Regions from separate parts of the Homo sapiens genome. Here region 2 is linked to region 1. Evidence: chromatin loops called from intact Hi-C (ENCODE). Cell type or tissue: Calu3. All regions are shown on one strand. Each heading gives the region's core, and the rest is flanking DNA. Links, peaks and the distances in the headings are about the cores only.

What was found. Hi-C counts contacts between places; a loop is a spot of excess contacts. Peaks named below come from ENCODE experiments on the same cell type or tissue, not always from the same donor. Only the 100,000 strongest peaks of a DNase experiment are listed, where the experiment ranks them.
Region 2: it touches region 1 in a loop (4-fold over the local background); 3 of 110 quality-filtered maps call a loop at or near these places.

What each region holds. Positions count from the first base shown.
Region 1 is chr3:157,314,224-157,330,728 of GRCh38, forward strand. It overlaps VEPH1 (ventricular zone expressed PH domain containing 1), which reads right to left. Exons shown (of 14, transcript NM_001167912.2): 10 at 2,839-2,978. It overlaps LOC101928236 (a long non-coding RNA gene), which reads left to right. Exons shown (of 10, transcript XR_007096141.1): 6 at 1,588-1,763; 7 at 14,973-16,505. Among named protein-coding and RNA genes, the nearest start is that of PTX3, 110 kb to the right of the region's middle. In Calu3, for the core only: no CTCF peak of the experiment used is centred there; DNase peaks (open chromatin) are centred at 4,718 and 4,818.
Region 2 is chr3:157,256,133-157,272,637 of GRCh38, forward strand. VEPH1 (ventricular zone expressed PH domain containing 1) reads right to left here. Exons shown (of 14, transcript NM_001167912.2): 13 at 9,394-9,530; 14 at 3,610-5,238. The coding sequence ends at 5,002. The region is part of intron 3 of LOC101928236 (a long non-coding RNA gene); the gene reads left to right. Among named protein-coding and RNA genes, the nearest start is that of CCNL1, 100 kb to the left of the region's middle. RefSeq lists an enhancer at 1-136. In Calu3, for the core only: no CTCF peak of the experiment used is centred there; a DNase peak (open chromatin) is centred at 7,089.

The DNA of each region.
Region 1 (16,505 bases), core at 541-8,540:
TCGGGAGGCTGAGGCAGGAGAATTGCTTGAAGCCGGGAGGCAGAAGTTGCAGTGAGCCGAGATCATGCCACTGCACTCCAGCCTGGGTGACAGAGGGAGGATCCGTCAAAAAAAAAAAAAAAAAAAAAAAAAAAAAAAAATTAAACGAAAAAGATCAAACATATGATATATTTCAGGATTTTCATTTTTTAACAGAAATTTAAAATTATTTCATAGTATTTTCAAGGCAGTTGATAATGATCTCCATAAATATGCCTAACCTTTGTAATATAGTGTTTATCTCAGTGATTTCCCAAGGATGTTCTTTAACTGGAACATGGTTAATATAAATATTCATATTTATTTTCTCAAAGATCTGGGAATTAAAGAATAAAATTCAAATAGAGTACAAAAATCAAGTCTATTTATACAGAGTAGATCATTAAGAATAGAAATTAAATAAGTTCATTATGAAATTAATCAAATATGAACAGTATGAGTGGGTGTGTGGGGGACACAAAAACAGTTTTAATTCTAAAATGTATAATAGATGAATATTCTTAAAACTTTAAGATAATTTCTCTAAATGTTGATCAGTAAGAATGTGAACATAAAGAAAATCACATTTACATATATTTCATTCAAGCCAATGAAAATAAACTTTTCAAAGGAAGATTTTAAGTTGTGTTTGTATATTTACTAATCAATGATGTGTCTAATAATCATTTACATGTGATAGTGTTATACCTATAAATGTAAGAAGCTTTTCAATTCAAAGGAACAATTTTAAAAAAATGTATAGAACATCTATAAAGGTATAAAATACCATTTACCTACATACAATGTGATATAAAGGATCCTTTATGTATAATGTATAATAAAATAATGAGATTGGCTTATGAAATCATATGTTCTTTTTATGTCAATGACTGTCTAAGCACTGGTGTATGAGACTAAGTGGTTTGTATGTACAAAGCTTCTATTTAGTGAATGAAGATTAATAAATACTATTCCAGAAAAATTTTATTATTATCAAAATAAACTATTTCTAGTACTGAATGGGAAAAGATGGAGGATCTTAATGCTCAAGTTAGTGATCCACAGATTTAAAAAGTTTAAGAGCCAGCAATAGATAAATTACATAACCCATAATGTGAATACATCTGATAAATTATTATTATAAAAAACTGATGAAGCACCCAATTTTTCATTTAAACAACAGAACCTGATTTAATGAATCATCAATCTAAACAGGAGCATTTAGACTGGAATCTGTGAATTTGGGAACTTTATAAATATATGTAGTTGACAGAAAACGGAAAGAATTTGGCCCAATGCACAAGAGTAGTCAGGTTGTAATTATTAATATCAAGTCAAAGTTTGATTTTTATTTACCCGAAAGCCAGAATTCAGGCAGAAAATGACACAATATCATAAGTGTGGAAAAAGAAAGAAACCATTACCGTAAAATGAACACAGAAGAAACATAGCATACACAGATACTTTTTGGTGATTTTGCTTAAAGAGAAAGACAAAGAATCAGACAAAATCAATAAAATAATACTGAGGGGCAAAAAAACCCATCAAGATTTCTTGTTTTTTTTTCAGAAAACTGACAACTGTTTAGAACAAAGCCAAAGATGAAACCAAATATAAAACCACTGATGAAAACTAAGTGAAAAATATAAGCAAAATAGAAGAAAAATAAGGTCGTTATTTCAAGAAAACGAAAGACAGTCAATGCTGTTCTTTGTATTCACATACAATTTGGTTCACACCAAAATGTGAGTTGTTCTCTATGAGATGTTATTAAATGTTCCTAAGAAGACTCGCTTTAGAAAAAAACAGTATTCCTAAGGCATGTCCAATCTGTCTCTTTTCTTAATTGCTATAGTTCTACTTTATTATTATAATGTATTCAGCATTAAAATTCATTATTTCCCAATAAGCTTGACTTTATCTTATAATGAAATACAACTGTCTTCTTGGTGATTTTTATAGGAGATATTATGGAAATATTTTATTAACAGAAGTAAATAAAGTGTCATATCATTTGGCTTTTCAGCCGTGTTATAACATTTGCATTTTGTTTTTTCTGCCTTTACCCTCCCTGCTTCTAGCTGCATAAAATAATGCATTTTAAAAATAAAAATACATTATTTTTCAACATATGTGTGACAATAAAAAGATCACTGGGTCAGGGGTCAGACGATCTGAGTTCTGCCCTTTCATTTTCTTATCTGTAAAAATGATTCCTAAGATTCCTTCTATTACTAACATTTTATAATCTACATTCAAATTTTATGTGAAAGTTTAGTGCATCCGAGATAACTATTTTCAAATAAGAATCTCTTTTGATGCTAACATCTATGCATCAAATTCTTCATTCTCAAGTTGTAAGTTGCTCTTTACATAATTTCACCTATGTACATATATTCTATAGAAAAAAGAGACATTCCAGTATCTTAACAATGTCAAAAAGGATATACTGACACTAACATTAACTGGAGATTGGAAGACTAGACAAATCAAGGCTAGAACTACATAAGGGAAGCTATTCTCCCAAATACGCTGTTTTTGCTGTTGTTTAACCAAAGATATCTTCCCTTTCATTCTTCTTTTTTAAAGCTAAGGATATTTAAGACATTAATATGTTTGGCTAACTGATTAATAATTCCTTCTTTTATAAGGAAACTATCCTAAAATATAAAAAACCGAGGTTAAAGTTATTAATGAAATATGTATGTATTGCTGTTATCTACATATCAACTCTGGCCAAAGAATAATTCAATAAAAATGATTATAAGCCCATATCCCAGAAGCTCATTAAAGAGCCTGATGAACACAAATTATACAAACCTGCTGAAATAGAAACATGATCTGGATCCATGGCTGAGGTTCTTGGCTGATGAGAATAAAACTGGACTTACTGTATAGGCAGTAATGACCCTTCAGGGAGCAGGTGAAGAACAACTTTGCTACACAACTTCTCACAGTGTCTAGAAACAAATACATATAGCGTTAAACGTTATGGTCTTTCCAGAGTTACACTTTATATTGATACTTCAACACACAAATGCCTTTATAAAATATCCTTCAGTTTTCAAACTGTGAGCTAATAACTACAAACAACTATATATTTGAGAGGGGATCCATTTCATGGAAAGTAGATTTAAATAAAGATTTTAAATTATTATTATTATTGTTTTAATTAACAATGTTTGAAGACTCAGCAACTCCCATGGGGGGAAAACCCTCTCACCAATAAAATGGGAGATACTATATCATTTTCATCTGATGGGATACCTTGAAGTGATAACCTGGGAAAAATAAACAAATGGATTAAGAAAACCCAGGCATTTTCTGGGTAGTAAATGACTTGCCATGAACCATGGATGCTGTTCTCTTGGTTGTGCAGGGGCCTCAGAGATAGCTTCCAAAATAACTCTGGCTGAGGTGTAGCTTCCTGTGAACTGTACTGGTCGGGTTTGAAAAGGTCATCTCGCCTTGAAGGATTTCAGCTGGGAGTCTTAATGAGATTATCCTTTAGGGACAAGGAAGTAGTGGGTGAGTGGTGTAGAGGTGGTGAGGCACCATGTGTAGAGAAAGAAATAATGAATAAATGAATGAATGAAGCAAATATGGGTTGAGATTCTATGGGCTAGGCACTGTGTTAAGTACTGGATAATAAACATTATAATTAATTGACTTCCACATGTGTTATGTGTTTGACTTCATTTAATTTTACCCTACAAGATGGGTATTATTTCTGTTATAAAGATGAGGTAACAGCACATTAGAAAGCCAGTCTAGTGAACCACTGTGACTGTGTTGTTCCCTCTTATAACCTTGGCACATGAGATAAATATTAATAGATGACTAATGTCTGGAGAGATGAATGATGAATGATGCTCAGAGATCCAGAAAAAATGGCTCAAGCCTGCTCAATCTGTGGCAGAGCCAGGATTGGAACTCAGCAGGGCTGATACCATGTTGGAATGTTTTAGGCGCTACTATACTGGGGATTTTTTTAATCTGTAGAGTCATACTGATAGTTAATGGGGTATTTTTTGTTTCAGAATTAATCTGACATTTTAAGTGAAATGTTTTGAAAATTAATAGAGGCCAGGCATGGTGGCTCATGCCTGTAATCCCAGCTCTTTGAGAAGCCAAGGTGGGCGGATTGCCTCATCTCAGGGGTTTGAAACCAGCCCGGACAACATGGTGAAACCCCTTCTCTACAAAAAATACAAAAATTAGCTGGGCATGGTGGCATCTGCCTATAGACCCAGCTACTTGGGGGGCAGAGCAGGAGGTGGGCTTGAGCCCAGGAGGTGGAGTCTGCAGTGAGGTGAGATCATGCCACTGCACTCTAGCCTGGGCAACAGAGAAATACTCCGTCCCAAAAAAACAAAACAAAACAAAAAAAAAAAGAAAGAAAGAAAGAAAGAATGAAAGAAAAGGAAAGAAAGAAAGAAAGAAAATTAATAGATTCAGTGATCCAGTATGCCCTACTCTTACAATGGAAATGGACTAGAGTTAGTTGAAAGTCGATGAGAAAAGCCAGGCACAGTGGCACACACCTGTTAATACTAGCTACTTGGGAGGCAGGAGTGGGAGAATCCCTGAGCCCAGGAGTTCAAGGCCATCTTGGGCAATATAGTGAGACCACGTCTCTAAAAGCAAACAAACAAAATAATAAAAGCTGATAAGGATCCTAGTACGGGCGACAGAGTCAGTCCCCACCTAAGACAGAGTGTTGTTGAATTCTCTAGAGAATGGGGGAGGAAGACTTGTCTGTGCTCTATCAGAGGTCAGGTATGAAGGAAGTGACAGGCTTTCAGGAAAAGTTTGAAAAATCTTAGAGCGGCCAATGAGAGATTAGAGGAGAAGGTCTTGGAAACCAAACAATAATGTGACAGGGCAAGTTAGAGATATATACAGAAATGTTAATAATTAATAGCTTTCTGTGATTCTGAAACATTGGTACAGAAGAGGACTAGTTTTTGTGAAGGTAATTGTTTCAGGAAATTAAAAAGATTTAAGTTGAACATACAGTGTTCTTGTATAAAATCAGAAATCATGTCTGTATTCTGTGGGCGAATGAATCATGAGATGTAAAGAGTGCTTGAAGCCTCAGTGGACAAGACCAGGAGGTCTGGCACTGAGAAAGACCTGGGAGAATAGAATGGAGCATAATATCAACTTAAAATTGCCCTATCAGAAATTGTTTGACAATGATATACTTTTTTTAAGTTGGCACATATGCTCGGAAAAATTGAATTTAATTTATGGTAAAGAAATAGGAAACCTATTATCTCAAGAGCACATACAAAAAATGGTATTTGAAATAAATCTAAGTGTAACATATATATTGAGATAGCAATATGTTTTGTTTTAATGGAAAGTTTCAAAAGGAAACAAGTTTTCTTTTCCAAGAATTCATGTAGTTAGCTTGAGAGTTGTAAGTTGGACTTTAGGCCTTTATCATGAAAAAATAGTTTCTGTCTTTTTCCTCCCTCTAAATTTTTACTGCCAATTCATGTTTTCTTTTGAAAATAAACATTGATTAGATTTATTTCACTCACTCTGAGCCTACCAGCTTTTTATACACAACCCACAGGAGTCTCAGATCACATAAAATGGTCAAAGTAGTATAAGAGAGAGATTCTTAACTTAGAAGCATATACACTGGCTATAAAAATACATCAGTTCTGTGATATAAGGCTTCTGTGAATGCTTTCAGTACATCTGGTCTGTACCAATATTTTTATCCTTATTTTTTTCAGAGCTTTCTTGGCTTGCAAAATTCTCCCCATGACATTAAGACTTAGTTGTTAATTTTTCCTGTATTTCCCTCCTGTTTATTCCATAGTATCAAACAGCAGGAATGCAATAAATTGTTGTTGGATGAATGAATGAATGGATGAGTGTCAGATATGTGTTGAGAGCAATAGGGGCCATGATGATGGTCCTGCTCTTAAGAAGCTTGCAGCCAAATGGGAGAAACATCTGAACTTACAACAATGGTTATAAGTTGTTTTAAGTTTATGAGATAATGGAGGGACACATAATAATGACTGCTCACAGAAATAAGCAACTCATTCTGACTGGGGAACAAGGGGAGGCTTCATGGAGAAGGAGATATTTGAGGTATACTTTGAAAAATGATCAAGATTTTGAACTTAAAGTGTGAGAGAAACAAGCACTTTAGGTGTAGAGAACCCTGAAAGCAATCACATAAACATAAATGTTTAAGGTAATTCCAGATAGTATGTTTAGTTTATCTCAGTCATTGAAATATTACTTATATAATTGTATAATTGATGCCAAAAGGATTATTCATTTTTCTAGACTAAATGTTGAAGAGAGAAGTCATGCTGTCTTAAATATAGAATGCTTTCCATATTCAACCAAATCTGAGAGTAGTTTCTTTATTTTTATTGGAATGTGGCTTCTTTTTCTAATAATCAAAGGATTTGGTTTGGTCTTTATAAAGACTAAAGTTAACATGAACATAAGTAATTATACAATATAATGTGTTATGTGTTAAAATACCAAATATATTACACAGATAAATAAATTTAAAGACATGATACAAAAATACAAGAATATTTGGTCTTCTTTGAGTCAAAATCTTTAAGAATCATTTTGGAATTCTTTGTTTCTTCTGCCACTCCTCCTCCACGATGCCATTTATATGCCGTTATTCCTGCAAGGCATTCACTAGACAGTATCTGAGAAACACATCGTTCTTCTTGGGAGACTAGACACTTATAACCTATTTCTCAGGTGGCCACTCATAACCTATGCCATTATATATATATATTTTTTGGTTTAGAGATAAGTGTCTTAAGATTAAAAATGGAATATGGCTTTGATTTTTTAATAGCTAGTAGAAATATCAAAGAATTGGCTTTATGTTTTGGAAAAAAAGAATAAATTAGGTCTCATTTTGAATTCTTTACAAAACTTATCCTTTGAAATTTCCCTCCCAGTGAAATAAAGGTCAGATAAATGTATCTGGCTTATTTCCCAGGGTGTTCAACTGAGCATTGTAGAAACTGTATTTCTACAATGATTTATAAAAGCTCAAACACATGAATATGTTTGCTGAAACTGCCAGACTATAAGTATTTACACACTGAACATAGCTTATAAATAAACAACAAACTCAGAGAAGCCATTTTGAGAGATTTAGGAAAGGAACTAATTTTCACTGACTCCTTACTTTGTACCCAGATGTAAGTGTAACCAATTACATTTCATCTTTATGAAGCAGGCTTTGTTATCTCCATCTTACTGAAGAGGAAATCTCAAGATCAAACTTCCAGGAAGCAGCTGAGCTGAAATTTGAACCCAGATGCCAGAGCCTATTCTCTTTCTAGTACATGAGTGAATGGCTCAGATAAAACAGAGGTAATAGAAGTACCTCAAAAAGAAGTATAATTCAATAGAAAGAGCATTGGCTGAGGATTCGGACAGAGTTTTATGGGTAGATTGTGTTTCTTTTCCTCTCTGTCCTTGAGTTTCTTATCTTTAAAGTGGGAGCAGACCAAAAGCTGATCCAGAATGAAACAAACAAACAAACAAACAAAAAAAGCTCATCTACTTAAATGATTTTTACATTTTAATTTGCTTATTAACTTTCTCTCCTAGATTGTGAGCTCCATGAGGGTAATGATTTTTTATTGTGGTAAATTATATAAAACATATAATTTATGTTTTACGTTTTATATAATTTACCACTTTATGGATAATATGGTTTAAAATTTAAACCATTTTTAGGTGCACAATTCGCTGGCATTAAATACATTCACATTGTTGTGCAAACATCACCACCATCCATCTCCAGAACTCTTCCATCCTTCCTAGTTGAAACCCTATACCCATTAAACCGTAACTCCCCATCTTCCTCTCCCCTGAGCCCCTGGCAACCAGCCACTCTATTTTCTGTCTTTATGAATTTGACTACTCTAGGTACCTCATACAAGTAGAATCATATAATAGTTGTTCTTTTGTTCTGGCTTATTTCACTTAGCATAATATCTTCAATGTTCATACACATGGTAGCATGGGTCAGAATTTCATTTCTTTATTAAAGCTGAATTATTTTCCATTGTATGTATATGCCATGGTTTGTTTACTCATTTTTCTGTTGATGGACATTTGGGCTGTTCATACCTTTTGGCTACTGTGAATAATGCTACTATGAACATGAGTATGGAAATATCTCTTTGAGGCTCTGATTTAAATTCTTTTTGGTATATACAAAGAAGTGGCATTGTTGGATCATATGGTAATTCTATGTTTAGATTTTTTGAGGAAATTTCGTATTAGAAATGAAATTTTTATCTCTGAAATTCTACAATTTACTAATGGCCTACAGAGGCCTGTGAAGAAATGTGTCTGTGAGGGCTGTCCAGAGCAGGGCTGGACATTTGCTCAGGGCTATGAGGGCTTGCACTTGGCACTCACGACAAGCTAGATGACAACAGGAGGAGTTTTCTTCTGCCTACTTGACACTAGCGTGACAGGAACCCTTGAAGCAATTTCCTTCATTTTCCATTTAATTCTTCTTTATTGTATTTCAAAGACAAAAAATTCAAAACATTGACGCAATGAATAAATAATACTGTCATTTAATTGTATGAATGTCCTAAATTGGACAGGAAAAAAAAGTAGAAGAAAATGGAACTGGTAATTTGTCTGATGAGAGCTTTCCAAAAGTAGGTAAAATAAAGTATGTTTTTGAAGTCAACCATAAGTTCCAATTTGGGGAAAAAGTGCAGAACAAACTCATTACTTTAAAATACCATTGCTTTTGACTGAAAAAAATGGAAGAAGGCATCACAAGCCAGTGTGGACCACTTGTAAAACTTTGATTCCATGTGATTTGTAAAATATATTAGTATTTTAGACTAAAACTCTATTCCTCCTCACCTCCAAGTTAAAGTTTAGAAGTTTTGAATAGAACAGCAATTATTTCATAACTTTGATGGAGTAAATAGAAGAAAAGATATTTTAAGGTAAAAACAAAATTAGATTCTCAAAAATAATAATGAATTTGAAATAACTGTTTGAAATTACATCAAATAATTATTCATGAGTGGACACTGCTTTAATCATTTGATGTTTTCAGAGCTCGGTTCTGTAGAAGGTGTTCAGAAGTGTGAGTTGTTGAACTGACCTGCACTGAAGGAAAAACTGCCAAATCTCTCATTTGTTGAGAATCTAGGACACGTAGGTAATGGAAAAGAGGACTTGCCTAGTGTTTACTAAGTTCTATTTACAACAGTATTAGTTGAGAAATATGTGTTCCCTTTACAGCAGCTGGTGGGCCCCTGGCTATATCACATGCATATGTGTGGGACGTCCCTACCCAGAGCAAAAGTACTATGCTCATTTCCCCATTGTGGCAAAAATCCAGCCAGTTGTCAAATGGGCATGTTGGATGCTTTTGTTTTGACTTATCCAGAGAATAAAACAATTCTTTTGCAAGTGATTACTTTAATAACACAAATTTGGTAATTATATATTCAGAAATATACAAGCCATAGGTGTACAAAGACCTATGCTTTGACCCTGATTTTGAGGAAAAAAATAAAAATTTTGTATTGTTATGTGAAAACATATATAAAAGCATAAGAAAAGGTCTGTAAAGTTATAGATCAACCATCGACAGTGATTACTTTCATATTGAGAAGTGGGAGTGGGGTGAGGAGCATGCACATTTTACTTCATATACTTCTGTATTATTTTAATTCTCTCCTTATCAGTTTATATTTATGTATTACTTACATAATTTAAAAATATACAATGAAAAAGTGCTATTTGTTAAAGCAGGCAATTTATTTATCTGTATTTTTTGAGACAGAATCTCACTCTGTTGCCCAGGCTGGAGTACAGTGGTGCAATCTGAGCTCACTGCAACCTCCACCTCCCAGGTTCAAGGATTCTCCTGTCTCAGCACTCCCTGAGTAGCTGGGATTACAGGCATGCGCCACCATGCCTGGCTAATTTTTTTGTAGTTTTAGTAGAGATGGGGTTTCACCATGTTGGCCAGGCTGGTCTTGAACTCCTGACCTCAGGTGATCCGCCCACCTCAGCCTCCCAAAGTTCTGGGATTACAGGCATGAACCACTGTGCCCATATTTTTAAGTTCAGGGGTACATGTGCAGGATGTGCAGATTTGTTACATGTGGCATGGTGGTTTGCTGCAGAGGTCATCCCATCACCTAAGTATTAAGCCCAGCATCCACTAACTATTCTTCCTGATGCTCTCTCTCCTCCTCCCCACCCTCCAACAGGCCTCAGTATGTGTTGCTTCCCTCTATGTGTTCTCATAATTCAGCTCCTTTTTATACGTGAGAACATGTGGTGTTTGGTTTCCTGTTCCTGCATTAGTTTGCTGAGGGTAATGGCCTCCAGCTCCATCCATGTCCCTGCAAAAGACATGATCTTGTTTTTTTTTTTTTATGGCCACATAGTGTTCCATGGTGTATATGTACCAAATTTTCTTTGTCTAGTCTGTCACTGATGGGCATTTAGGTTGATTCTGTCTTTGCTATTGTGAATAGCGCTGCAATGAACATACACGTGCATGTATATTTTTAATAGAATTATTTATATTCCTTTGGGCATATACCCAGTAATGGGTTTGTTGGGTCATATGGTATTTCTGCCTCTAGGTCTTTGAGGAATTGCCACACTGTCTTCCACAATGGGTGAATTAATTTACACTCCCACCAACAGTGTAAAAGCATTCCCTTTTCTCCACAACCTCATCAGGATCTGTTGTTTTATTGACTTTCTAATAATAGCCATTCTGACTTGTGTGAGATGGTATCTAACTGCGGTTTTGATGTGCACTTCTCTAATGATCAGTGACATTGAGCTTTTTTTCATGTTTGTTGGCTGCATGTATGTCTTCTTTTGAGAAGTGGCTGTTCATGTCCTTTGCCCACTTTTTAATGGAGTTGTTTGTTTTTTTTTCTTGTAAATTTGTTTAAGTTCTTTGTAGAGGCTGAATATTAGGTCTTTGTCAGATGGATAGATTGCAAAAATTTTCTCCCATTCTGTAGATCATCTGTTCACTGTGATGATAGTTTCTTTTACTGTGCAGAAGCTCTTTAGTTTAATTAGATCTCATTTGTGAATTTTTGCTTTTGTTGCAATTGCTTTTTGCATCTTTGCCATGAAATCTTTGCCTGTGCCTATGTCCTGAATGGTCCTGCCTAGATTTTCTTCTCGGGTTTTGATAGTTTTGGGTTTTTCATTTAAGTCTTTAATCCATCTTGAGTTGATTTTTGTATAAGGTGTAAGGAAGGGGTCCAGTTTCAATTTTCGTCATATGGCCAGCCAGTTCTCCCAGCACCATTTATTGAATAGGGAATCCTTTCCCCATTGCTTATTTTTGTCAGGTTTGTCAAAGACCAGATGGTTATAGGTGTGCAGTCTTATTTCTGGGTTCTTTATTCTGTTCTGTTGGTCTGTATGTCTGTTCTTGTACAAGTACCATGCTGTTTGGGTTACTGTAGCCTTGTAGTATAGTTTGAAATTGGGTGCCTCCAGCTTTATTCGTTTTACTTAGAATTGTCTTGGCTATTCAGGCTCTTCTTTGGTTCCAGGTGAATTTTAAAATAGTTTTTTCTAATTCTGTGAAGAATGTCAATGGTAGTTTAATGGGAATAGCATTGAATCTATAAATTATTTTGGACAATATGGCCATTTTCATGATATTGATTTTTCCTATCCATGACCATGGAATGTTTTTCCATTTCTTTGTGTCATCTCCGATTTCTTTGAGCAGCAGTTTGTAGTTCTCCTTGAAGAGGTCCTTCACTTCCCTTGCTAGCTGTATTCCTAGGTATTTTATTCTTTTTGTGGTAATTGTGAATGGGAGTTCATTCATGATTTGGCTCTTGGCTTGCCTGTTGTTGGTGTATAGGAATGCAAGTGATTTTTGAGCACTACTTTTGTATCCTGGGATTTAAGCAAACAATTTAAATGATGTCTCACTAATTACCATGTAACAGGGCTAACATTTATGATTTTAAATATGTTTTTCTTTTTTGCCTTCTGAGTACATAGCCTTTGCCTGAATCCAGTTAAGTCTCCACCTATCTGGCTGTCGAGTGATGGTGGGAATGGTGATAGAGTAGATATTCAACAGTTATAGGAGTACCAAAAAAGTAAAATGGAATTAATTTTTTTAACTGCCAAAATTGGGTTATGCAGCAAGATAATAGCCTTGCAAGTGAGGCTTTTGTCTCAAGAAGGAATTTTCTAAATTTCCTTACCTCCCTTTAGCCTATCATTCCTGAACATGGAGGATATACATTGTAGGACCTGTAGTATGAAGAGGGTGACAGCTTGGTCAGTTCTATGGTTGTTAGGTAGGAGAATATAGAATGGAACAAGTAAAAGAGAACAGGTTTTAGTTCTGGCAAGGAAAATTATGGAGAGAAGGAGAGAGACAGAGAAGTGTAAAGCCATCAGAAGTGGGTCCTGACTTCCCTCACATTTGGGCTTTGGCCTGGAGAAGGAGAAGTATATTAGATACATTATGGTAACACCATGGGCAATGGTCACCGCTGAAGATTCACTCCCAGGTGGCCCTCAGCACCAACACAGGGTAGCCAACTTAATTAAAAGCACAGCTCCTGAAGCCAGACAGAAAGGAATCTCTGAGGTTCAGCTTTCATGGTCACTCTTTCCTCTGTTATGGAGTAGAGTGGAGCCAGTAGTAGCTGAGGATCTTGCTGGTCAGCATTTCAGAGAATTCACCATAGTGAGGCAAGGAGTATGGTGTGGCTCTGCACAGTAGACTGCAGAGAGAATTGTCCAAGCCAGGACTCAAGAGGGGCATCTCACACCAGTGGGCACTGAGATGAGGTCAGATTGGCAAGGGAGACCCCTGGACCGGCCCATGTGTAGAGTGAAAAAAAACCATTATCCTTCAGGCAAGAAGACACACCACACCCCTATCCAGGGACATTAATGCTTTCCACCACCACAAGGGAGCAGGAGCCACTTCCTAATGCTCCCAGATGCCACCTTAGGGAGATAAGCATAGGAGAGATGAGAGAAAGAACATTTTTATCCAAAGGAAAGATTGTCTCCTAAAGTACCATTCAAATGAGCAGTTGGGATTAACTTTAGGCAGGGACTCTTAATTTTCTTCCTCACTACCCAGTGGTTGGTTGCTCTTGATCAGCTCTAGACATAATGATGGCACATTTTCTCTGCAAATCTAAGTTGTAATATAAAATAAATTTTATAATATTACAATAAGTGAAAAAGTAATCATGGAGAATAAAACTATGGTACAGTGAAGAAGACGACTCAGGTGGAGAAAGAAATCTTGTCCTAAAGAATCAGGGAACTTTAGAAACACTTATAAGAGTCACACAGCAAAGGGTAGAGGATGGGGAGTGAGCTGTAGGAGGACGTTGAGGGTTTGCATGTGAGGGCGAAATCAAATAACACACAGTGGTATGTAGTGTCCCTTGGTGCATATAGACTTGCAAATTTCTTATATGAAAACTGTTAAAAACTTGTGCCTGCTTGCTGCTTTATGTTACTATTAAAGAACAGAGTACGACTTGCCCATTAACCTATTCAAATCAGGTGTTGAAGAGCCTTGGATGCTCTCACAAGCAATGTTTCTGCCCTGAGAGAGGGAACAAAGAGCCCTTCCTCTCAGAAGCCACTCTAAAGCCAACTTCTCTGATCCCTTATCCAAAGTTCAATTCTTCTCCAAGGTGGTGGTTAGGAACACAGATTCTGGAGCGAGACTTTCCTATTTACCAGCTGTGTGTCTTTGGGCAAGTTACATAACCTCTCTGTGGCTCAATTGGGAACACTAATAAGAGCTCCTATTTCTAAGTGTTGTTTAGGGTGACCGGCCATCCCGATTTGCCTGAGATTAGAGTGGCTCCTGAAATGCAAGTCTTCCAGTGCTGTCACTAGGAAAGTGCTGGACAAAGTGGAATGAGTTAGTTATGTGAGCATAAAGAGTTAATTCATGTAAGGCTCTCAGACAGACATGTGCTTGGCACAGAGCATGTGTTTAATAATGTTCATTATCATGATCACTGTTACTGCTACTATTGTATATGGAAAAAGAAAAAAAAAGGATCCCTAGGCCAGGTGGAAATGTTTGAATGTTGCTGTAATGCTATTTTAATTAGAGGAAAGAGACTGCATAATGACCCTTGGCATCTAGGTTGCTCAGTGTCCTGAAATGTTCACCTAATTGCTTATTTTAAAATGAACTTACTACACAGCTAATAATGATGTGTAAGCCAAAATCCCATTCTATACAATGAGAATAAATTTCTCTGGGGACAGGGCACAAGTAGAAGGTCCAGCAAGAAAGAAAACCTCATAACAATGCATGAAACCATCACTTGCTCTCTGAGCGTCTCCAAAGTCCTAGGACTGTTAAGATATGTGCAAGTGAGACTTTTGATGTACATGTCGTTTTGAGGCTCAGAAGCACAGAAATGTTGCAGGAATGCCACCAGGAAGCTCAGGAAAGGCTTGATATTTTGCTCTATTCAAAGCTTCGTGGCAGGAAGATAAAAAAAGCTAACATTAATTGATTAGTTTTTAAGTACTGGGCAATGTTCTAAGAGTTTTATGTGTGTATTGCCATTTAATACTCATGCCAATGAAGTAGACACTTCCAGTTTTGTGGAAGAATCTGAGGCTCAAAGATGTCAAGTAATTTATCTAAGGTCACATGGCTAGCAACTGGCAGTCCAGACAAATCTAGACTGTTTGACTCTAGTGCCCGTTATACTCTGCAGCTTACATAGGTTATGCTTAGATGAAGCAGCAATTATTAGTCCCCCCTTTTAAGTCGAAGAGGGATTTAATTTATACCCATTTATTTTTAATGATTTAAATCTTATAAATTATATATCACTTTCATTTATTCTGTATGTAGAGACTTGTTGATAATTTGCTTTTGGTATTTATTGCAGTTTTTATCTTTATCGTATAACTGAATGAGTTATGTGGCACATTCCCATCCATGCCCAAACCTCTCTTGAGAGAAGCCCAAGTGATTGACCCATCAAATCCCAGCTCAAGATATTACTGTTTTCCAGTGGGAACCACCTGAACTGAAGGCAACAGGAATCGAAGAACAACTCAAGGAAATAAATTGCCTCTGTCAGGTTAGCCATGGAAACCAGAACATCTACAGTAAAAGCAAATGTCATAATCATAAAATTATTTTTCTATAAATTCATGCTTTACATGATAGAGGTCAATATATCTTTGAAATCTTAGTTTCATTTATTGCTTCTTTCAAGTTGTCTTCATGTATAACTTATTTCATTTTTATGTGACCTAAAATCCAATGATGATGACATCAATCATCATAATTAATATTAAACAGAGTTGCCTTTTTTTTTTTACTATTTCTGATTAATTAGTTTTACTTTCACTTTCTTACTGCTGCTCAGATGAAAAGTCATAAAATAATGACTAGTAATGTTATTCAGCTTCCAGAAACTCAACCTTCTAGCAGTAAATTGGAAACAGCTGGTTATATATTTTGTCCTATTGAAGGAAACAGAAAGATCCATCGAAAAACTAAAGTAAAAATTTAATAGAGTTGAATTACCTCTGCCTCAACTGACTATTTCCCAGTGGTCCACAGGGTAGCATGAACTTCGGGATGAGAAGGCAACATTAATTCAACAGAGGCTGTAGGAGTGTCTTATTGTCCCCAGAACCTCTAGAAGCTCAGAAATTTGCCTTGTGGAGGAATTCTGATGTTAGGTGTCAGTTCAAAATCTTATGTCCCAGAGCTGGAATGGACTTTGAGTGGTGGTCTCTCTTTTAATAGACAGGATTGCAATGGAATCAACTCAGAAAGCTCTTCTTTTCTTTCAAGTCTTTAGATCCCAAACTCTTAAAAGCATGAAGAAGCTCACAGTTCAATTTTCCCTATTCTTTACATCATAACAACTTCACTTTGAAATTAAATAAAGTGTTTTGAGATTAGCAAGACCTCTATAGTCAATTTTTCTGCTTCACTGAGAACCCTCTCTTGTGAAAGGGAATCTGGAAATTAGAAAGTCAAGATGAAGGCATTTATGACCCAGGGCCTGCTTGAAAATAGTTGAAATACTTAAAACCCATCTGCACTGTATGATAGCTTATTGCTCAAAGGAAATCTCTTAGCAGAAAGCTGTTGAGCTGTTGCCCCCAGGAGAGGGCCTTCCACATTCATGAACACGCAACCATCTGAGCAGCCACATAGTAACTGGGATTGTTCTGTATGAAAAAACTGTATCATAAAACACTTCATTATTATTGAGTCCTGGACTGGACTTCTGGGTTGATAGAAGTAGCAGCAAATGGGATAAACAATGAAGGGTCTTTCTCAGGATTTCGATGGCAAAAAGGCAAGGGGTAGCTCAAGCACTAAGTTTCAGTAAGGAGCCTAAAAAGACCACGTGCTCCAGCTGTAGGGATCATGGAGCCTTGTCTTGCTTATGCCAGCC
Region 2 (16,505 bases), core at 3,315-11,314, 55 kb before region 1:
AAAAAGTTATCATGTACACAGAAAAGCACAGAAGCAGAGGAGTGGAATGAAGTGTGATATTAGTGAACGAAAGAGCCAACATTGAAGTGACCACAGTTCCATATGGTCTTGCAAAGCAACCACTGAATGTTTTGCCTAAAAAGGAAGACATCAACATGTAATTATCATTAAGACATGGTATCATAGTTACTTAATGGTACATAAAAACTGGAGTGTCTTTTTCAAGCACCTATTATGTTAAAGGTTCTCTGCTGGTTAAGGTTATAGGTTTTGTGCTTTTGCACGACATGTGTGTCTCACATCAATTCCACTCTGTGGATAATATTATCCCCAAACCAGGGATGAAGGATGAATAACTGTCTCAGGTTGGTAATCTAGTTTTGATAGAGTGAGGGATTGACTCTTCACGTGCCCAGAGCCTGTGCCCCTTTCCCTACCTTGGTAGACGTCTTCTGGATTTTCCAACCCCTTTGTCTTTCAGGAGCATCTTTGGGAAGGATTTGTTCCAAAGGATCTATACTCTGGTGCTATTCTGAAACAAGATGACAGTTTGTTTTTTTCTTGGTTTCTCTTCTAAAAATTTAGATTTTGGGAACTGGAAATCCTTATTAGGGCATTTAAACCATGGTATTTATTTGTCTGCAATGCACTTTGAATTCAGCTCACATTCTCTCACCTTATCTCACAATTGTTTCCTAAAGTGGGTAATGCTTCCTTAAACATGTAATCCTTATTTATGTCTGAGAATAAGTCATCACCACAAACAGGTCTGTGGGTACCTATGGAAAGTAGGTGAGTTGGAGATGACCCAGTAAATGCCCCTTGACATCACCAGCTAAGGATTTTCTAGAAAGCTCAGTATTAGAAAAGTATTGAACATTTGTTTTTACCAAACTCCAGGTTCTCAAGAAGTAGCTAGATAAGCTTCTCATACATAAACATTTATATTTCCAATGCTATCTGGGAGGGAAAAAGAATAAAAATTAAATTAAAATGAAAGCCACTTCAATTTCGGTCCATGATTATAATTTTATTCATACCAACATTTTTAAAGGTTTAAGCATGTTTAGGAAAGTGGTTTCTTCTTAGATCGGGAAGAAATGGCAGCCCTTTTGGGAAAGGCCGGTCTGTGGTAAACTCACCAGCAACCAGGGTGGAAGTGCCAGAAATATTCGCGGGAAGCTGATGATTCTGAGATTCCTAGTGTGATTCTGAACCCAGGAGAATTTACTTGCATTGGAATTATTGCATCATGGAATGAAACCAAAAAGTTCATTATTTACACTTCACACATTTACTTTTTTTAAGATCTGGCTCAAAGGCACTGAGAATTATGTTGTAGATTAGAGGCATCCAGTTAATTAAATCACAAGGACTTTGTAGCAAGTAGTAAAAATAATTCTTTCCCCACAAATTGAGCTGAGGGGGCCATTCTCTTCTTTCTGAGGCCAAACATTCAGCATAACCACTGTTTTACCACGAGCTCTCTGCTGTGAAAGGTTTAAGCACACTGTTGGCATTCAAATTTTTAATAGCTAATGCAAGGTCACCTAATACTTTGTCAGTGTTTGTCTGTTACCAATTGTTCCTAATTGACTAAAACAGCTAGAGTTATTCACTGACTCTTAAGTATGGGGCGGTAAGTTTTAAAAGAATATTTAGAGAATCATTTACAACTATACTCATTCTCATCCTTTTCGTGCCCAACTTCACAGGAGTTGTCTGTCTGCAAGGTTAGTCCCCTATCTGTTCCCTGAATGTATACATCAAAATTAAATTTACCATCTGCTTATCTCTCAAAATGCTGCTTCTGAATTTTCTATTTCAGTGAATATCATCATTATCATCATCTACCAAGTTTCCCAAGCAAGCACCTAGGGATCAGCAGAAACTCTTTCCTTTCCATTCCCATACTCCAACTCCATCCAATCCGCCAGTGTTCTGTCCATTTAACTAAATCAGTATTTTTCCTGCCTGTTCATTTATCTCTATTTCCTTTGGTACTACATCAGTCCAGGTCCTCACTACCTTAGAAGAACCTCCCAAATGGTCTCCCTGCTACAATTTTTGATATTCTTATAATCCATTCTCTATACCACTATTAAGATTACCTTTCTAAATGCAAATCTGCTTAAAACCTTTTAATGGTGCTTCATCATCTTATTTGTGATTTTTTTTTCTTTTTTATCTTTATTGCTGCCACACAAATTAATGCCTCATCATGTTAAGGAAAAAGTTTAGACCCTTGGCATGGAACCAAGTCCTAAATCCTGTGGTCCTGCAGGCCTTTTCAGCATGACTCTGAACCATTTTCCATACACCCCTTATGTTTCAACCCTAGGGAAAAGCTTACGTTTTGCAAATGGACCATGTTCCTTCTCCCTCTTTTGCATTTGTAGCGTGGTTCACCCTACTGACCATTTGCTCCTTGTTTGTCCACAGCAATCCTACTAGTTCTTTAAGACTAGCTCATTTTCTATCACCTCTGGGAAGCAGTGAGGGAGTCCACTCTGAGTTTAAAGTCACTTACAATGGTGTCTTCTCTTGTGTTTCCACAGGACCCTGTGCATACCTTCATCAAGGCACTTGCTGCGTAGCACTTATATTTCTGTTGTACGTATATGTCTCTTCCACTAAACTTTAAACTTCTTGAAGAGAAAAACTGTGTCTTTTATCTTTGTATCTCCAGGCCAAGCATGGCAACTGTTGCTTAGCACCTGCTCAGTTAATTGCTGCAGAATAAAGGAGTTTTAATCCCTTCCTATCACTTCTGGAAACTTTACTCAAGCAAAGTCATTTTTTTCCTCTTTCTTTCTGTATTTTTAACTCCTTCATCTTTCCCTTAATTCTTACTCATCTTAAAAAGAGCAAGAAAACACTTGCTCCATCTTAGCCCCTTCATCGTAGCCCCATTTTGTTGAAAGAATAGTCCAATTATTGCTTTAAAGTCCAAACCTCCCATTGACACTTCAGCCTACTAAAATTTGATGTTTACTCCCTCACTCAAATGGAATTGTTCTTCCCAATGACACCAATTGCTTCCTGATTGTGGAAGTCAGGCTTTATCTTAAGTGATTACTCTTCAGGATTTCAAATTGTTGCCCTGTTTTTCCTGAAAAATCCTTATTAATTTGGCTTTTGTGACATTGTTTCTCCTGGTCTACATAATCTCTCAACACTAATCAGATACACCAGCTGCCTTTACTTAAATGCTGGTGTCTCAAGGAACCCTTATTAATTCTTTTGTCTTCTTATTCTCTCTGGGTAATTTCATCTAATTTTGCATCTTTGGTGACTACCTATATATCCAGTGATCCTGAATTTTGACCTCCAGAACTCTATTTCCAATGTGTAATAAATTCTGTGACTCACAATACCCTCAAACTTTACTTGTTAAAATGGAATTGTTTCCTTTCGCAAACATGGCCCCTTTTATATTTCCTATCCTAGTAAGTTAGCAGGAGGGTCAAGGTGTTGACCATTCATAATCTTTCTCCAGGTTTCTATACTAGACTACATAATCAATAAATTTCAAGGAAAAAGTTATCCCTTGTATGTAGCCCAACTTAGCTTTTGTATTAGTTAACACTGCATAACAAATCACCACAATTTAGATTTAAAACAGCATACATTTATTATCTGAAAGTTTCTGTGGGTCAGGAGTCCAAACGTGATTTAGCTGGGTCCTCTGCTCAGAGTTTCACAAAGCTGCAAGCAAGGCGTTGGCTGGGGCTGGGCTTTTATCTGAGGTTCAGATGCTTCTTCCAAGATCACATGGTTGTTCACAAAACTTATTTCCTTGCAGCCGTAGAGCTCATGGCAGCTTGCTTATTTAAGGCTAATAGGAGAGAGAGTCTCTGACTGGTTCACTCTCTTTTAAAGGACTAGTCTGATTAGGTCAGGCCCACCCAGGGGATCTCTTTGATTAACTCAAAGTCAGCTGATTAGAAACCTTATGTATATCTGCAACTTCTCTTCACTTTTGTTATATAACATAACATAATATGGGAGAGATGATCCCATCACTTTTGCCATATTCTGTTGGTTAGAAGCAGGTTACATGTCCCACCCACACTCAATGGGGGAGAGGATTATACCAAGGCATGGATTATTGAGAATCACTCTAGAATTCTGTCTATCATAGTGTAATTATATATCTATGTAGTGAAAAAAATAGATGTTTGTAATTTGGAGGTATTAAAAAGTTGAATACAAAGAAAAAATTATAGAACTTTAAAGTCTTAATTTTAACGGAGATGGCACATTATTTTGAAGATAGAGAAAATGGCTTTCTATCCTTTTCCTATATTACACTTAGTGCCTTGGGCAGGATATATGTCCAAGTATCTAAACTGTAGATTATATTATATGAACTTAAATGGAATAATTAAATAAGTAATTCTGAAAGACAAGTATTTAATGACATAACTGGCTTGATTTGGGAACCATTTTACCATGTGTTAGCCTCAGTTGTAGTAAGAGAGGATCATGTAATTATATGTCTATAAGTAAGTTATATGGTTTTTCTCAGTGTACATTAGTTCAACGTTTCTAAAGGTTTTTTTTTTTAAAGTTTTCTTTTAATACCTTTGACAGACTGTGATTTTCATCAGAAGTGCTAATCTTTCCTCAGGATGGAGAGTTCAGGCATCTTTTCATGTTGTTTTCTCACAGTTTTAAATGACATATCTACAGAAGTTCTTTTATCAGTGACTTTTCCCTTCCTGGCCCCACACTATCTGAGGGCATACTCTGTAGCTCCTTTTATTTTATTTTATTTTTGTGGGCATCAGATATATTCTGAAGTCAATACTAAAGCTGTTAGAGTATGACATTTACTAAGAATCCTGCCATTTTAGGCCCTTCTTCTTAAAGGACAACAATTCCATTGGTATTTAGTAAAAAACAACATGGCTTGGTAAATTTAGCTCTTTTTCTTGACATTGGCAATGATAATACAATGCCTGTGGTGTATAATTGTCATGGCTGACTTATAAATCCCTACAGATATGTGGTTACTTCTCTACTTTCCCTTTCTTTGGCTTGGGCAACTGCCACGTTGATGCACTGGAGCCATTCTTCTGCATTCTTCTCATCCTTGGCCTTAAAGACATAGGTTTTATTGTCTGTGAAGATTTCGAAAGCCCGGGGGAGAGAGCGGTCCCTGCGTTTCTTGGCCACAGCCTTCACACTCTGTACTTTGCTGAGTTCTATTGGGCAGTCGTCAGGGTCATCTTTCTGAAAGGCATGGGAAGAAAAGAACATGGGCTGGCTGTTACTGTAGGCAAGGATCTCTGGCTACTGGAGAACTTTCTAAGAGGGCCAGAATCCTTTCACTTTTTATGTCTCAAGACCTTTGTTATTTTGGGTGCTAAGGCCTCAGAATCATTAGAATAACTGAAGGAGTGAGCAATTGGGCCTTTGTTAGAGTATCATAAGTTGACACAAGATAATTAATTTAAAGGATATTATTATAAAGTGGGATTTGGGAAAAATTCAGAGTTCTTTCATTTTCTATTAACGTTATATTAATAGAGCAAGGTGCAACGGTACAATTTGGAGTGCTATTAACTTATAACTTCAGGTAGTTTGGGAGGCATGAAATTGAATTTTCCTTTGTGCTACCTCTGAGAAAGATTTTGCCAAACCTTAATTGAATAGAGAGGCTTCCAGTGTTTGCATAGACCAAACTGTTTTTGAAACTCTCTGCAGCTTTGGAAGCATGCTTTGTCTACAAACAGTAAGAGAAGAAATATTTAATGATGTTACATTTGCCTTTTATTAAAGCAAAAATTTAAGGACCTCTACAATACCAAAGTCATCACACTGGGCTAAGATGAATAATTTTAAGGGGCCAGATATTTCTTTGAAGTAATTTCAGGTCTTTCACATGAATACATTTTGTCTACTAGAGAAAGTACCTGTGGTTGAGAATCTTGCCAATTCTCCTTGCCCACCTCTCCTGTTGCAATCACCCTCCTTTCACTTTGCAATGAAAAAGCATCCTCTTCACTCATCCCATACTTTCTATGATGTTTTGTCCAATGTAAACAAATCTCAGAAGCACCAAACAAAAAAGCAATTCCAACTATTGACATCAGGGAAGTATCCATCAGCCAAGGCAATGTAATCACTCCTCATCTATTTCATTATGAGATACATTTTCAATAATATTTCAATTTTTAATGTTTAATAATTATTAAGCTTGGCATTATACTTATGGATTTTCATGAAGGATATAACTTTTTAAAAAGATAACTAAATCAGAAAAAATAACACTTGGAGACGGATGGTCACAAGGAATTTAAACAATTAAATTTCAATTTATACATATAGTTTTACTCAGTGAAAAATGAAATGCCATTCAGGATAAAATGCTGTGATAGAGGTAGAACAGAAACATGATTTAAAAAAAAAAAGAGAAACAATGTGAACACTTCTATTTAAAAAAGAGTTAATTTATGTATTAAAAATAGTGTTAGGTGTTAAACTGCTATGGTATTTTAATCCAATGGTTACATTTAATGGAGAGATGTAATCCTTTTGTTTTAAAATGTCAATATTTACAATTCAACAGAAATTACAGTCCGGGCAAATGTTTAAACTTATGATAAAAGTGTTGCTGCAACTTAAAATGCTGCAAGGTATTACATAGATTTTTCAAAATTCTTTTAGGGTACACAGGATAAAGTTTGAAGACATACACACTAGACAATACTTTGTTAGCCTAATTTGGTTTACAGTAAGTATCTGACAGTAATAAAATTGCATTTCTTTGAAGTAGTCTATAGTACAGAGATTGATACGAAAATAAAAAGTTACCATAGTAATTTAAAGATGGACAGTGAATCAACTGAGACAGGAATAGATAGAAAGTCAAAGGACACTATTGCCTAGCTAGTTTGTGGAGATCAAGGTCTTAAAAATGCAAAAGTGAAAGATTAGAGTCTTCCACTAGAGTCTTTCAACCTCAGCTCTAATTTTAAAATGCACATTTCTTTCATTTAAAAGGGGCCCTTTTACAAGGACCTGAAGCTTCAGCAGGATTGTTGACCACTGGTAGGTTATTGTTTCCCTGGAGATTAGAGGTATTTTGCTGTGGCCTTCATGCTATATTAAATTATTTCCCACTATTTGAGCCGCAAGTTTTGTCAGAGTTATGGAATGTCAGACCATTATTTCCTGATAAACATGTCAAACAAGTTACCTAATTATAAAATTGCTTTTTCTTTAAACCTTATTAAAAAAGCCATGAATCAGAAAGTATAAAGGTCATTATTTGAGTTCAGAAAAACATTCTCATAGATTAACTCTGCTTTGTCTTAAGGGATCTGGAAAATTACTACGTCTTCATTTCTATTCTTGATTTCTTGAATAAAAACAGAAAATTCAGGTAGTCATTTTAAACACTTTAAACATGCTTTAGTGTGAACCTATGCTAAAAAAATTTCTTTAAGTTTCCAATAGCTGTCTAAATTGAACTGCCCTTTCAAAAAGATGTTCAGCTACAGAAAAGTCCATCTGTATATGTTATAACACACACAGATGAAGAAAGTAGCATGACTACACAGTAGGTATCACAAAAAATATTCTTTTTCATTCAAAAAGTTAACAGAAGTCTTATTAATTAAAAGAGCACTGGTCAGAATACACGATACTTGATTCATACTGATTAAAATGTTCAAATACATTTTATAATGAGTACTCTAAAGATATAGTGCATATGGCCGAGAATGAATTATAATTTTTAACTAATTTACCACTTTTCATTAATTAATTCAGACAGTTTGGTTTATGTGATGGTTAATTTATGTGTCAACTTGACTGGGCTAATGGGTACCCAGACAGCTGGGAAAGCATTATTTCCGCATGTGTCTGTGAGGTGTTTCTGGAAGAGGCTGGCATTTGAATTAGTGGACTGAGTGAAGAAGATCCATGCTCCCCATTGTGGGTGGGCATCATGCAATCTATTGGGGACCTGGATAGAATAACAAGTTGGAGGAAAGATAAATTTGCTTTTTCTTCTTGCACTGAGACATGCATTCTCTCCTGCCTGTGGATATCAGAGCTCCTGGTTTTGGGGCCTTCAGACTCTGGGACTTACATCCCTCCCCCCAGCTCACTGCCATACCCAGGTTCTCAGGCCTTTGGCCTTGGACTGGGAGTTATATCATTGACTCCCTTAATTTTCTGGCCTTAGGACACAGACTGAATTACACCACCAGTTTTCCTGGTTCTCCAGCTTGCACACAGCATATCATGGAACTTCACACCCTCCATAATTTCATGAGCCAATTCCCATAGTAAATCTCGTATATGTCTTTATATATCCTATTGGTTCCATTTCTATGGAGATCCCTGGTGAGTACAGTTTACCACTGACTCTGTATTTTAAGTATACATGGGAAGCAGTAAACTCATTTAAGAACATGCTTTGGTGTAACACTGCCTGATCTTGACCCCAGTTATACCCTTTCTCACCTTATTAGCTTTATCCTTGGACAATCCAATCAGTTTCTTTGACTCAGTTTCCTCATCTGTGAAATGGCAATAATAGCAGTGGTGGCCTAATAGGATTGTTTTGAGGATTGTTTGAGGCAATCCAAGGTGTTGCATAGTAGGCACTGAAAAAATGCTAGTCATTATGATTATTTTCTAAAATAGCCAAGAAGTAGGTCAAGATTTGATTCCTCTTGATCCTGAATCAGGAGAGTTTAATGATACATAAAACCAATTTGAAAAGAAGAGAAGGTAACTTTGCATTATTGATTGCAATGGAATGCTACTTCAGAGGTTTCCCACTGAAAATTCACAATACAAATAATTACTGAACATCCTATTCAAATGGAAAATTATATTAAATATTTATTAATTTGATCATAATTCTATTATATTCATTAACTGAATATTAAATAGATGAAAGACAGTAATATTTTAATCAGAATTAAACTTTGTTGACTATAAAAAGTACCTAAAGTAAATCAGCCTTCATTCTTTCCTCCTTGTCTATGTCCTCCTTTTTTGGACCCCCATTTCCAAATATAAACTATAGCTATAAAAAAATCAGAGCCAATATCATAAGTCATAAATTTGTGTACGTGGTCCACAAGGAAACAAAGGGCACGGTGTCTGAGTCAAGACTTGCAGTCCCTCTGCAGTTCAACTAAAAAGTCAACTAAAACAAGCTTCCATAATAAACTGGAAGGGGACAGTGAATCAACTAACATAGGAATAAACAGACTAGACACAGAAATGTGTGATAAAACAATGCTGTAAGATGGTGAAATGGAGATGGAAAAATTATTAGAGTTTAAACCCAAGACAAAACGTTTAGCTATTGGTGGAGATCAAAACCTTAAAAATGCAAGTGTAAAAGATGATGGAGGAACTTACAGACTTTCCTTTTTGAAACAGAAGTTGATTTCCAGCCAGTGTAAAATAGCGTGTTTTCCACCTTTTGATGAACTTCCATCTGACTTGCTTCTCTTTAAGTTTTCCTTCTATGAGAGGCTGGCCATCTTGATTTACAACTGTTGAAGGTAGCAGAATAATCATGCCATGTATTTTCCAATATTTACTAGGTAGGTGATCAAAAGTCAGAACTGTACAGTGTACCAGAACCCAGTTAGCACACCTGGAAAGTAGGCTAATAAATGATGAATTTGGTTAACCTTTCCTCCTTTGTCCCTAAAAGAATGCACAATTCAGATATGACAATGGAAAACTGTTGAAAGCCCTCATTGCCATTTTCAAAAGAAATTGGTTCACACAAAGAGCATCTGTTAGCAGTATTTAAAGTTTATCTGGATATTTAGCTTTCTGTGCTTGGTTTCTTTGTTTCATAGTGTTCTGTTTCTAATGTTGGAATAACCAAATTAATTTGGAACAGTTTGAAATGTTGGCACAAAGTATCTAGTATGCCATAAGCTTCATTTTGATTTTGCCAGTAACTAGGTAATAAAAAACAAATTTCCATGCTTTATGACACATGAACTGCTGGAAATATAGCTTTATAAATAATCATAAACCCAAGTATATTTAGCTATTTGGCAGCAAAAGTCAATGCAGCACTCCAAAAGACATGGTTCCTAAAGCGGTAACACCAAGCAGCAAAGGCAAACTTACCCAACTCTTGTACATGCTAGTCTCACTCTCTGGAACACATGTACTCTCTTTCCCCTCTCTGTATTCCCATCTTCACCTAGTCAACAACTGATCACTTCACATTTCAACTTAAATGTTGCTTCCTTTGGAAAGCCCTCTCCAAATCCAGATGAGGGTGGCTTTCCCCCATATGTTCTCATGGCACATGGCATGTTTCTTATATATCAGGGATTATCATTTGTAGATAGATATTAGTGCTTATCTGATTAATATCTTTCTGTCTCATTCAGTTGAAAGCTCCACAAGGGCAGGGTCTTTGCTTTGTTCTCTGTTGAATCACCAAGCATCTAACATGGTGCCTGGCAAATAGTAGGAAGTCTATAAATATTTGTTGACTGAATGGACTAATTTTACATTGAAGCAGAGTGTGCATGATTACAAATGATCATAGAATTAGAAGATCCATTGCAATGTCAGAGTTTAGACGCTGAACTGAATAATTTTATTCCTTTTACCAACAACATAAGATTCACTCTTCAAATTCAGATGAAAGCATCTGATTTCAGCAGAAGGGGACAATGGAAAGCTCCATCTGTAGTAGGACAATGTTTATTTATATATATTTATCTTCAATTTTCATAGCACCTTGAAAGTAATAAAATTTGTTCCATCAGTTTGGAAAAATTCTGGACTGTGCCTGTTTGACCCTATGAACACAACCTGCCTTTTGTACACTACCATTTCTTTTTTCTAATATAGGTCTAATAATTGCCTCACAGGATTGTCCACTTTCACAGAGCATTTTCAGGATAAAAATAATAAAATGTATAGTTTTCTTTTCTTTTCTTTTCTTTTTCTTTTTTTTCTTTTTTTTTTTTTTTTGACAGTTTACTCTGTCACCGAGGCTGGAGTGCAGTGGCACGATCTCAGCTCATTGCAACCTCCACCTCTCGGGCTCAAGTGATTCCCCTGCCTCAGTCTCCCGAGTAGCTGAGACTACAGGTATTCGCCACCACGCTCGGCTAAATTTTTGTATTTTTAGTAGAGACAGGGTTTTGCCATGTTGGCCAGGCTGGTCTCAAACTCCTGGCCTCAGGTGATCCATCCACCCTGGCGTCCCAAAGTGCTGGGATTACAGGTGTGAGCCACCATGCCCAGCCGAAATGTAGAGTTTTCATAAACAAAGTACTATTAAGGCTATTTTTTTTTCCGGATGACTATTCAATTGGCTGTTCCATTGTCAACTCCAAATTAAGGCTAAAAACTGGCCAGGCGCAGCAGCTCATGCCTGTAATCCCAGCACTTTGGGAGGCCGAGGTGGGTGGATCTCCTGAGGTCAGGAGTTTGAGACCAGCCTGGCCAACTTGGCGAAAGCCCATCTCTACCAAAAATACAAAAATTAGCTGGGTGTAATCCCAGCTATTTGGGAAGCTAGGCAGGAGAATTGCTTGGGCCTGGCAGGTGGAGGTTGCAGTGAGCTGAGATTACGCCACTGCACTCCAGGCTGGGCAACAGAGTGAGACTCCGTCTCAAAAACCAAACAAACAAACAAACACTGAAAATACATATCAAATATATTGTAAGATAGTGATAAGGACTATGATGAATATAGAATAGGGAGTAAGTGACTTGGGGGCTTGGTGTACATGCATGCATTTCAGTGGTCAGGAAAGAGCTTGGATGTTTGAGGTGATGACATTTGATCTGACACCTCAGTGATAAGACCCCCAATCTTCTGAGAAGCTCTGGTGGAGGCTACTACTGAGCATAGCAGAGGCAAAAGAAAGCAGGAACTCATGAAATATAAACTTACAATTAATATCAAGAAAATAATTTCAGAGTTCTGCTTTGCTTTGATAGGAATTGTCTGATGTGGAGCATTCTTAAAGCTAGTAATGATCTTTGCAAATTTAAATTTTCCATAAACATGGTGATTTCCTTTGTGCAACCACATCTACAGAGACTTCAGTTAAAGTGCTTAGGGCACTGTGTCTCCCCACTGGGTTATGCGTTCCTTGAGATCAGGAACAGCCTTAACACAGTGCCTGCCGGGCTAGAGCCTCAGTAAATGTTTATTAACAGTACACCATTGAGTCACAAAGGGTGCAGCAGACTATCTGGGATGAGGAAAGAAGGTTTCAAGAGGTGATCCAAGAGGAGAAAAAAGGGGAAAAATAAGTTAAAACAAACAACAAAAACAAAATACCAAAGCCAAAATTAATTTAAAAAATTTAAAAGCACCCATTTTTCATATTTTCAGGTGAGAGAAAATGGTAATCTAATTGTAATATCTGAAGGTTTTTAATATTAACTTAGAAGATTTAGATTTGAATCCTCTAAATTACAATTTTCTAATCAGCAAGAGAAAATAATAATGCCCCCTGGGATTCTGGGAGGTCAAAAATCAAAAGAAAGAAATTTATGTGAGGACACTAGGTAAATAGCAAAGCACAAGGCACTGCTTCTCCCTCACCCTAGCCCCACTTCTAGGAAAGACTTGACTTTACAGTTTTTTTGTTTTGTTTTCCTAAGACAGGGTGTCACTCTGTCACCCAGGCTGGAGTGCAGTGGTGAGATTTTGGCTCACTGCAACCTCTGCCTCCCAGGCTCAGGTGATCCTCCCACCTCAGCCTCCCGAGTAGCTGGGACCACAGGTGCACACCACCACACTTGGCTAATTTTTTAATATTTTTTTGTATAGACAAGGTTTCATCATGTTGCTCAGGATGATACCATGGTTTTAATGACAAGATGATTTAATGTAATGCTATTTAATAGTGATACATTTTTCCTGTCTCAGTCTTTCATATTTACTCAAAGAAACATTTGAAATAGTTATGATATCTGAGATGATTTGAAATAATGATTGACTTAGGTAATATTTAAGTACATGGATCCTTTTGGATCTGACATAGAGGATTAACTACTTTATTTTTTCTCAAGGCAGATCCAAATGTTTCACTTGAAGAGTAATGTGTGACAAAAGTTTACAATGAACACTGGGCAAAATTGTTGGAGTCCTTAAAGACATGGGTGAATGGGATATAATAACTATGATGAGACAGTCAAGACCAAATGATAGGCTTACTAACAACAAAGGATGAAGGACTTCAGAGACAAGCTGGGAAGCAAAGACTTTTCACCGTAGCCCAGTGAAAATCAGCCCTAGGGGAAAAAAATCAATGAAAATGGTTTTAGAAAGGAAACATTAGCAGAACTTTAAAGTAGCTGAATGTGAGGCCCCAAATTTAGGTGTTAGAGTCAGTTTCAGAGAAGTCAGTAAAAGCCAGGCTATTTGGAGCTGTGAGATTAATTTAAAAATAATTTCAAAAAACAAAACAAAATTTTTATATCCCGTATCTTAAAAAACTGTTTGTTTGTTTGTTTTTTGTTTTTGTTTTTGTTGTTTTTTTTTTTTTTTTTTGCTATTACATCTAACATATGCATGGCTGGGGACGTGTCATTTTAAAGGTCTATTGCCCATAGTACGTCCTTTTAAGCAGGTGATTCAGATATGTTATCACAGCCTCTTCACAGCTAAAACAAGAAACTATTTTTCTAAGATCATCATATTCCATTTGAAAAATAACATGTGGAATGATCTACGAGGGTATGATCATGTATCATCTAAAATAAATTGTTTGCATGTAGAACATAGAGGATATTCAATCATTTTCTCACTTTCCAATTAACACATTATTTCATTTAAAGCACCACAATTTGGCCAGGTGTGGTGGCTCATGCCTGTAATCCCAGTGCTTTGGGAGGCCGAGACAGAGGGATCATTTGAGGCCAGGAGTTGAGACCAGGAGTTTGTGACCAGGCTGAGCAACATAGCGAGACCCTGTCTCTACAGAAAAATAAAATAAAATAATTAGCTGGGCACGGTGGCATGCACCTGTAGTCCCAGGTACTCACGGGGGTGAAGGGGTGCAGAGGTGGGAGGATCGCTTGAGCCTCAGAGGTCAAAGTGTGCAGTGAGCTATGATCATGCCACTGCACTCCAGCCTGGGTGACAGAGTGAAATGCCATCTCTTAAAAAAAAAAAGCAAAACAAAACAAAACAAAACACCAAAAAACAAAGCACCACAATTTGGCTAGGACATTCTCTACTAACATGGATCTGTTTATTTTTTAAAATATCAACTGGCTATAAAAGCTATGGGTTATTAAACTGAATTTTCTAGTGCAATTGGAACCCAAACTGTTACTGTGTTTGTCAACTTAAAAGTTTTTCAGAATGCTAATACAAATGTTTATATGTTAATTTTATCCCTTTTCTGCACCAAGTTAAAAATATTTGTTGCTAAAAAAATGAATTTTGAAGGGGTTGGTCTTATTCAACATGAAGTTGATGAGTAAGTATAATAATAACAGGTCTCCCAGAGCTGAGAAGACCCACAGCAGGAAGAATAAAAAATAAAGAATATTCATCTGCTCATTTATCAATCATCCACCCACCCCGTATGTATTTTCGAGCACAGATAAGCTGTAAGGCACTATATTTGGATCTGAGGGGTCATAAAATCACCCTCACAGGGAGCTTTAATTTATCATCTAGGGAAGATATGGCATTTTACAAATTCTACTGCTCAGTGTAGGGTTTGGCAAGTGCCACCGAGAAGTACAAGCCACATGTTACAGCATTTGAAGAGCAGAAATTCCACTTCTAGTTGAGACAAGGTGACATGAGAGCTGGGACCCTCATGAAGAAGAGAGAATTTTCCAGATAGAGTGCAGAAAAGGATCAGATAGGATTTTCCAGATAGAGTGGTAGCAAGGTAGGTGTGTGGGGGAAAACACACAAAAGAACCTGAAGAAGCCGGAAGAATCAGCAAACTCAGAAACAAGTAAAGCAGGTGCTCTCGAACACCCCTCATGGGCTGAGGGGTGAAGGGAGAAGTCAATTCAAGGCTTTCTAGGTGTAAGATCCAGGAAAGAGATTGAGTAACAGTCACAGAGAGGTCATATTGGACTTTATGGGAAAGTTTTTCTGAAGCCCCTTTAGAAAGGACTAAGAAAGGGCCTAGAGCCTGCGAGGGTCCAGCTAGCCCAGCATGAAGCCTCATGGGCCCCAGATGGGATCAATGATGTGTCAGGCAGGGTCTTGGCAGGAAACAGATGGCATCTCAAACTGAGCAGTGGAGGAGAGTTAATAGAGTTACTAGATTATTTACTCAGATGTGGGCAGGGCGTAGGAAAAGCGCCATAGTACTCTGGGGCCAGTAACCATGCAGGCCTAACACTCCTCCGCCTGAAGAGGAAAGGGCAGAGAACAGTTAGGACTTAGTGGGAGACCTGTATGGAGAGCACCGTTTGATAACAGCTGTGGCCTGGAATAGAGGACACTGTCGACCCTCGGTGTCCAAGCAGGGAGGCAGCCAGCAAATCAATAACTCAACCTCTCTCTCCTCCCTCCCTCTGCTTACTGGTGTCCCCAGTGGTGGAAGGTACCTGAAAGCCAGAGCTAAAAGAGCCTATTGAAACAATCACTACATGGCAGCCTGTGGGACATGGAGCTGGGCAGGAGAGATGGAAAACAGAAGCGATCAGGCACTGATTATATGTCAAATTCAACAAAGTTCAGATATACGAGGGAACTTCAAAAGTTCATGAAAAAAATGGAATTAGAAGATAAAAATAAAAAGTGGAAACTGTATTTCTCAACATAAACTCCATCAAGTTCAAGACACTTTGGTAAGTGGTAATATCAGCCATTTAGTCCATTATTAAAGAGCTAAGGGTCCTGGGAATTTAACCATGTTGATGCAGTCGTTTTAACATTATTAACTGAAACAAAATAAGTGCCCTTTGCAGATTTTTTAAGATTAGGAAACAAAAAGTCAGAAGGAGCCAAATCAGGACTGTAAGGTGGATGCCTAATAATTTTCCATGGAAACTCTTGCAAAATCGCCCTTGTTTGAAGAGAAGAACCAGCAGGAGCATTGTCTTAGTGGACAAGGACTCTCTAGTAAAGTTTTCCTGGGTGTTTGTCTCTTTTCTTCTTCCTTCCTTCCTTCCTTCCTTCCTTCCTTCCTTCCTTCCTTCCTTCCTTCCTTCCCTTCCTCTCTCTCTCTCTCCCTCTCTCTCTCTCTTTCTTTCTTTCTCTTTTTCTCTCTCTTTCTTTCTTTCTCTTTCTTTTCTTTCTTTCTTTCTTTCTTTCTTTCTTTCTTTCTTTCTTTCTTTCTTTCTTTCTTTCTTTCCTTCTCTCTCTCTCTTTCTTCTCCCTTTCTTTTTTTTTTTCAGGGTCTCACTCTGTCACCCAGGCTGGAGTGCAGTGACACAATCATGACTCACTGCAGCCTCCAGATCCTGGGCTCAAGTGATTCTCCCACATCAGCCTCCCTAGTAGCTGGGACCACAGGCACGTGTCACCACATCTGGCTGGTTTTAAAAATTTT